Linked DNA regions of Homo sapiens: regions 1 and 2 are each linked to region 3. Evidence: chromatin loops called from intact Hi-C (ENCODE). Cell type or tissue: gastrocnemius medialis. All regions are shown on one strand. Region 1 overlaps AGMAT (agmatinase (putative)). Region 2 overlaps LOC124903854 (a long non-coding RNA gene). Region 3 holds the start of SLC25A34 (solute carrier family 25 member 34).

Region 1 (2,500 bases), 160 kb after region 3:
TGTGGATAGTGGCTACCATATGGGCCAGTGCAGATAGAACATTGTCATCATCATAGAAGGTTCTATTGAACAGAGCTATTCTAGGCATTTTCCTAGAATACTGTGAAAAGGCAATTCCTAGAGTAGCTCTTAACTTGTCTAATTTCCTCTTTTATTTATTTATTTTTGAGACACGGTCTCACTCTGTCACCCAGGCTGGAGTGCAGTGGTGCCGACATGGCTCGCTGCAACCTTGCCCTCCCTGGGCTCAGGTGATCCTTCCACTCCAGCCTCCCGAGTAGCTGGGTCTACAGGCGTTTGTCACCATGCCCAGCTAATTTTTGTATTTTTTGCAAAGACGGGGTCTTAATGTATTACCCAGGTGGACCTTGAATTCCTGGGCTCAGGCGATCTGCTTGTCTTGGCCTCCCAAGGTGTGAGCCACTGCGCCTGGTCTATTTTTATTTTTATTTTTTAGAGACGTGGTCTTGCTGTGTTGCCCAGGCTGGTCTCAAACTTCTAGGCTCAAGCTATTTATTTATTTATTTTATTTTATTTTTTGAGATGGAGTTTCACCCTTGTTGCCTAGGCTGGAGTGCAGTGGCGCGATCTTGGCTCACCGCAACCTCCGCTTCCTGGGTTCAAGTGATTCTCCTGCCTCAGCCTCCAGAGTAGCCGGGATTACAGGCATGCGCTACCATGCCCGGCTAATTTTGTATTTTCAGTAGAGACGGGGTTTCTCCATGTTGGTCAGGCTGGTCTTGAACTCCCAACATCAGGTGACCTGCCCGCCTTGGCCTCCCAAACTGCTGGGATTACAGGCATGAGCCACCGTGCCCAGCAAGCTATTCATTTTTTTGAGATAGTGTCTTACTCTGTCGCCCAGGTTGGAGTGCAGTGGCACGATCACAGCTTACTGCAGCCTTGACCTCCCAGGCTCATTCAGCATCCTGCCATTCTATAAGATCTTACTGTAGCTGTGGTTATAACTCCCCCCAGGCTGAAAGGGTGAAAATTGAGTTAAGATTATTCAGCTGGGCATGGTGGCTCATGCCTGTAATCCTAGCACTTTGGGAGGCCAAGGCGAGTGGATCACTTGAGGTCAGGAGTTTGAGACCAGTCTGACCAACATGGTGAAACTCCGTCTCTACTAAAAATACAAAATTAGCCAGGTATGGTGGTACACACCTGTAATCCCAGCTACTCGGGAGGCTGAGGCAGGAGAATCGCTTGAACCTGGGAGGCAGAGGTTGCAGTGAGCCGAGATTGTGCCATTGAACTCCAGCCTGGACAACAGAGCAAAACTACATCTCAAAAAAAAAAAAAAAAAAAAAAGATTATTCTATGTAATCCTCCAATTCACTTTCCAGATGTTTTCTTCTTCCTCTTTGCAGGTGGAGATCACACAATCACATATCCCATATTGCAAGCGATGGCAAAAAAGTAAGTCTCAAATGGCTTGGGCCCAGCAAGATTTCAAAAGCCAGAAGCTAGGGAATGAGTTATTTGCTGTTTGGTGGCATTAGGTGACTGCTGCTGGCTCAGGTTATGAGCTGCTTCTGGGGATCAAAATTAAGGTTGAGCTCCAGGTGTCTCTGTCAGTCAGCAGCTAGAAGCCAAGACAATTTATTATTAACAGTTCTGGCCACCCTCCCTTGCCCTAGATCTCTCCTGGTATGTGTGCTCAGCATTTTCAACTTGCTTCTGTTTTTGGAAGATGAGCCTCTAGTGAAATACACAACCTCAGTTAACTTCAGTTTCTGTTTTGCTTCAATGGCCAAAAACAAACACTGACAGGCACAATGGTGGACCTTGCTGAGAGGCCCTTGTTTCCTCCTGAAAGGGCACCTTTCTCAATCAAAAGACTGATTTGCCAGTAGTGGAAGTCTACCCAGGATTGGCCGACTTTGGCTAATTTAGTTTGAGAAAGAGACAGAAGGACCCGGGTGGAGGGTGGCAGCTCCAGAATGTGTCTGTGGAAGCACATGTGGGTGGCATTCTGGTTGGAGGTGGGAGGGTGCAGGTCTTTGCTCAAAGCTGCATTTATTCCTCACGGATTTGGATCAGATGTTTATTTTGGGTGGCTGGCAGGGGTTGATGGAGGTTATGGAGAGAGCTGGATTAAAGCTTCCTCTTCCTCGGTTGGAGAAAGGGTGTGTCTTGGTTTAGTTAAGCCTTCAGCCAAGCTCCCCTGTGCCACCACCCTTGATTCTCATCCTGTCTCTAAGTGAAGCAAATTCTGGGTGATAGGTGTGGGTGGCAGCCAAAACATGTCTATTTCCTGCCTGACTTCTGTGAGTTTATTGTTCCTCTGAGATGCAAAGTGATCTCAAGAAGACAGGAACCAGTTGCAAGGCAGAAAACGGATGCCAGGTCTCCCCTTTTTGGCTGTGAATTGTCACCAAGTTTTGGTGGCCCGAAGGGTGGCTGTGCTAGGGCCCCACAGGGAGGGTTGGCCTCTGAGCTGCCCTGTTGTCATCAGGCATGGCCCAGTGGGGCTGCTGCACGTGGATGCGCACAC
Region 2 (2,500 bases), 140 kb after region 3:
AGCAGACAGCTGTTGATCAGCTTATGGTGTTTTCTTCCAACATTTGTTGATGGGCTTTTGCAATTTTCTTTTTGCCTGCCGGCAGCAAAAGGAAGCCAGGCAAAATGGACATTTCTGGGACTTGTTACTCATGATTGTAATTATCCACAAAAACGCACCCTTTAAAAAGCTTTGATAGGCATGAAGGAACTTTTGGGGGTGATAGAAATGTTCTAAAACTGAGTTGTGATGGTTGCACAAGGGGACGAAAAATCATTAACTTGTACACTTAAAAATGGGTGAATTTTGTGGTATGTAAATTACACCTAAAAAAAAGCTTTTTTAAAAAGCTTATCTGAAAGATTTCCAGGCATTTTAAGGTGAAAAAAGGACACATTGCCAACAATTTGTACAGGAGAAACCTGTACTTTTTCCAAAGTCTCATATGAATTAAAGTACAACCTTGAGGCCAGGTGCCTGTAATCCCCACACTTTTTTCCCAGCACTTTTGGATGCTGAGGTGGGCAGATCACTTGAGGCCAGGAGTTCGAGACCAGCCTGGCCAACATGGCAAAACCCCTTCTCTACTAAAAATACAAAAATTAGCTGGCTGTGGTGGTGGGCACCTGTAATCCCAATTACTCAGAAGGCTGAGGCAGAAGAATTGCTTGAATCCAGGAGGCGGAGGGTTGCAGTGAGCCAAGATTGCACCACTGCCCTCCAGGCAGGGCAACACAGCAAGACTCCATCTCAAACAAAACAAAACAAAACAAAACAAACAAACAACCTTGAGCAGGAGTAGGAGCAGACTATGGTCAACTTATACTTTGTACAATACATATGTATTAGGTGTAATCAGGAAAATATTAAAGATTTTAAAAGAAAGACTAACACTGAGAAAAATCAAAGGGCAATTCCAAGAGAAAAGGGGCTTATTTGATCGAAAGGGAAGATTCCATTTCCTTCTCCACTGGCTCCTAATGTGGTGGTGGTGGGGCGTGGGGGTTCACACCAAAAAATTCTACAATTCTCTGCAGACCTTAGGAGGGTGTCTGTCAGTCTCTTGCTATAATGGAATGCCTGAGGCTGGGTAATTTATCAAAAAATGAAGTTAAGGGCTTGGCGCGGTGGCTCATGCCTATGGTCCCAGCACTTTGGGAGGCTAAGGCAGGTGGATCACCTGACATCAGGAGTTTGAGACCAGCCTGGCCAATATGGTGAAACCCCATCTCTACTAAAAATACAAAAATATTAGCTGGGTGTGGTGGTGGGCACCTGTAATCCCAGCTACTCGGGAGGCTGAGGCAGGAGAATTGCCTGAACCCGGAGGCAGAGGTTGCAGTGAGCTGAGATCGTGCCTCTGCACTCCAGCCTGGGGACAGAGTGAGACTCCATCCCAAAAAAAAACCAAACAAACAAAAAACGAACAAACAACAACAAAATGAAGTTAACTTGGCTAACAATTCTGCTGGCTGGAAGATGGAGAAGCTGGTGAAAGCTTCAGGCTGCTTCCACTCATGGCAAATGGTGAAATGGAGCCAGTGTGTGCAGAGATCTCGCAGCAAGAGAGAGAGAGACAGGGGAGGCGCCAGGCTATTTTTAGCAATCAGCTCTTGTGGGAGGGAAAAGAGTGAGAACTCACTGACCCCTTCCCCGCAACAAGGCATTGGTTATTCATGAGGGATCTACCCGCATGACCCACACCCTGCCATTAGGGGATAAACGCTCAGCATGAGATTTGTAGGGAATAAACATCCAAACTTTAGCAGTGTCCTATGATTTATCTCAATCCTGACACTATCTACCTGGAAATAGCATCAGATTCCCCAGGTTACAGGCTTAGTCCCTTAAGACTGCCCCCACTTCAGACACTGGGTGCCAGTCCCAGGTTGTCACCTGTACTTCTTGCAGACTCGCTATAAATTAGAAGTTCCCACCATTCCCTCCTCTCTGGGTTTGATCATCTGCTAGGACAGCTCACAGAACTCAGAACGGTCTACTAACCAGATTGCCATTTATTATGAAAGAATATAACAGGAACAGCCAGTGGAAGAGCTGCATAGGGCAAGGAACATGGGAAGGGATCTGGAGCTTCCATGCCCTCCTCAGGCACGCCACCCTCCCCGCAGCTCCGTATGTTCACCAACCTGGAAGCTCCTTGAACCCCATTCTATCAAGATTTGATGAAGGTTTCATTACATAAGCATGAGTAACGAAATGATTGATCATTGAGCTTTTTTTTTTTTTTTTTTTAGAGACCCAGTCTCTAAAAAAAAAAGAAGAGAACAAATACTTTATCAAACCATTTATGTTATACTATAGGAAATGTATCATACATGCTTTATTTGTATGAGATGTCTATATCTGCACTTCAAGCATTAATTCTTACCTTCCAAAAGTGCTTAATAATGTTTTTCTGGGTTTAATTGCCTAGCACAAGTTGGCTTATATTTGGATTTGTCTAAACAGCATTTTTCTACATGTCCTTGACCTTTGTGCACTTTAGAACCTTGGTTTTAAG
Region 3 (2,500 bases):
GGAGCAAGTTACTTAACCTTTTCTGGGCCTCAATTCTGTCACGGTTGGAAAGCTGTTCTGAGGATTAAGTGAGACAATGATCCTCCAGCACCAGCCAAGGGCAAGGCGAGCCTTTGCTCAAGGGGAGCTTTTTTTTTCTTTCTTTCCTTTTTTTTTTTTTGAGGCAGAGTCTTGCTGTGTTGCCCAGGCTGAAGTACAGTGCCATGATCTTGGCTCACTGCAAGCTCTGCCAACTGGGCTCAAGTGATTCTCCTGCCTCAGCCTCCCCGGTAGCTGGGATTACAGGCATGCATCACCACGCCCAGCTAATTTTTGTACTTTTTAGCAGAGACAGGGTTTCACCATGTTGACCATGCTGGTCTCAAACTCCTGACCTCAGGTGATCTGCCCGCCTCGGCCTCCCAAAGTGCTGGGATTACAGGCGTGAGCCACTGCACCCAGCCAAGGGTAGCTTTCTTCAAAACATTTTTTAATTTTTTATTTGTTTTGGGTGGCCCTGAGGCCCCCCTGCAGAGTGCACACGAGGCGGAGGCCCTCAAGGGTAGCTTTTATTCTTATCGTACATGAGGCCATGCGGGAAGAGAAGTAACCAAGCCAGGATTTGAGCCAGCACATCTGACACCCTCTGCCCCCTCCCCTGGCTCAGGACCAGTGGGGCAGGGACCGCAGGGGAGCATGGATCAGAGCAAGGCCCTGGGCCAAGGGGCAGATTCCAGGCTTGGGCTAGGATGTTCCAGGGAGCAGCCCCACCCCGGCTGCCCCACCCCACCCAGGTCCACTGAGCCCTGCCTTTGGAGGCTGCAGGGCCCCTGTGGGAGCTGGGTCATGGGATGGTGGAGGGTGGACGATGGAGACAAGCCACTCACCAGGTAAGCAGGGCTCCCCACGAAGGCTCCCAGTGCCCCCGCCACGGCTCCCGCAACCACGGTGCCACCTGGTTGCTGCGTGAGGCCAGCCTGGCACGCCAGGCTGTAGCAGTAGAAACGAACGCCATTCATGAGGCCTTGGTACAGAAGGCCGGCAGCCAGCCCCTTCTGCAGGCCCCACAGCCCGTCTGCTCGGGCCACAGCAGCGACAGAGGCTATGAAGCCATGGTAGGGCCGTGGGTAGGTGCCCCGGGCCTGCAGCTCCCCCTGCAGCTGCAGCCGCGTCTTCACCACCTCCAGGGGGTTGGTGAAGACACAGGCCAGGCAGCAGGCAGAAGCACCCAGCACCAGGTCCACTGCTGGGGGCACCGTCTCCATGGCCTCCGGGCCAGTGGCCTTCTGTGCCCGGGTCAGGGGCACGGCACAGGCCCTGTGGTGGTGGCGTTTAGGCTGTCTGTAACCTCGCAGGGCTACGGGGCTGGGGTTTGCAGGGGACCGAGGCCATGTCTAGAGGGTAAGGGTCCTGGTCTGACAGGCCTGTGGCTGCCTGGTGTCCCTGGTCTATCTCAGCAGTCCACCTGCTCTGCTCAGCTGTTCCAGCGGTCTGCCGGAGCCTGGGACGCGCCTCCGCCAGCTGCGACCAATCCCAGCTGCCTCTGTGCCCACACCTGCCAGCCGAGGGCGGGCCTGGACCCTGGGATCTGGGGGAAAGGTCACTTGGGACTGGAGGGAGAGCGTGGATAGGGAGAAGGTGCCAACCAGCCCAGGCACCTCCTCCTGGCCTCCCTCTGGCCCTGGGCAAAGGGCTGGCACCCCTGCCTTGCCTCTGGCTTAGCCTGTCCAGCTTTGGCAGAGCCCTAGGCAGGGGGCAAGTGACTGGGAGGTCCCTGGCATGGGGTACACGGCCAACTCCGCCCCTGCCCCACCCTGCCCCTGATATGCCCCTGGTGACTGACTTCCCCTTTCCAGGACTCAAGTCTTCAGTCTGGCTCCCACCGTCTATAGGCCCATGCTCAGCAGGGTCAGAAGTAGAGAAGGGCTCTGGAGCCCTGGGGAGCTGATTGGAATCCCAGGTGTGGCTCTCATGTGTGACCCCTGGGCAAGTCACTTCCTCTCAGAGCTTCAGTTTCTCTCATTTGTAAAATGGAGATACTGACATCCACTCCAGAAGGTTCTGTGGAGGACTGGCGATGAGAAGAGTGTGCCTAGGTCAGTGCTGCACCCGATAAAGGCACCCGCATCGCCTGCTCGCCCCCACCCCCACTGCCTCTGGCTCCTATGCCCCCCTCGCTGCTCCCAGGACTTCAGGGCACCTGGGTGAGTAGGACTTGAGGAGTGACCTTGGCTGGTAAGGACTTGCTGCCAGGCCTGCCCTGGGATGCCCTTTGTGCCCGCTGAGAAGAGAACGCCACCTGGGCCAGCTGTCAGGTGTGTCTGCTCAGGCTGGGGCCGGTACCAACATGCCCACCTTGGCCTCTGCCCCCAGACAGCTCTCTCCTGCCAGGCCACCCTCAGTCACCCAAGGCCCAGTCCAAACTAGAGGCAGAACCACCCAAGTTGGAGTCCCACACCCACCTCCCAGGGCCCACCCCTTCCCTCCCAGGCCCTTGAGGCAGCAATGCTGAGTGGCTTGA

Evidence for each region. Hi-C counts contacts between places; a loop is a spot of excess contacts. Peaks named below come from ENCODE experiments on the same cell type or tissue, not always from the same donor. Only the 100,000 strongest peaks of a DNase experiment are listed, where the experiment ranks them.
Region 1: it touches region 3 in a loop (3-fold over the local background); 3 of 110 quality-filtered maps call a loop at or near these places.
Region 2: a loop joins it to region 3, with 4 times the contacts of the local background. A loop is called at or near these places in 72 of 110 quality-filtered maps.

Annotation. Positions count from the first base shown.
Region 1 is chr1:15,579,016-15,581,515 of GRCh38, reverse strand. It overlaps AGMAT (agmatinase (putative)), which reads left to right. Exons shown (of 7, transcript NM_024758.5): 3 at 1,374-1,422; 4 at 2,462-2,500. Among named protein-coding and RNA genes, the nearest start is that of AGMAT, 4.8 kb to the left of the region's middle. In gastrocnemius medialis, no CTCF peak of the experiment used is centred here; a DNase peak (open chromatin) is centred at 1,545; H3K4me3 peaks cover 299 bases; H3K27ac peaks cover 2,500 bases.
Region 2 is chr1:15,596,121-15,598,620 of GRCh38, reverse strand. All of the region lies in intron 1 of LOC124903854 (a long non-coding RNA gene), which reads left to right. Among named protein-coding and RNA genes, the nearest start is that of AGMAT, 12 kb to the right of the region's middle. In gastrocnemius medialis, no CTCF peak of the experiment used is centred here; a DNase peak (open chromatin) is centred at 1,550; H3K4me3 peaks cover 497 bases; H3K27ac peaks cover 2,351 bases.
Region 3 is chr1:15,735,230-15,737,729 of GRCh38, reverse strand. SLC25A34 (solute carrier family 25 member 34) reads right to left here and starts at 1,472. Exons shown (of 5, transcript NM_207348.3): 1 at 867-1,472. The coding sequence starts at 1,244. RefSeq lists enhancers at 1,606-2,372, 2,373-2,500. In gastrocnemius medialis, no CTCF peak of the experiment used is centred here; DNase peaks (open chromatin) are centred at 1,529 and 2,239; H3K4me3 peaks cover 773 bases; H3K27ac peaks cover 2,500 bases.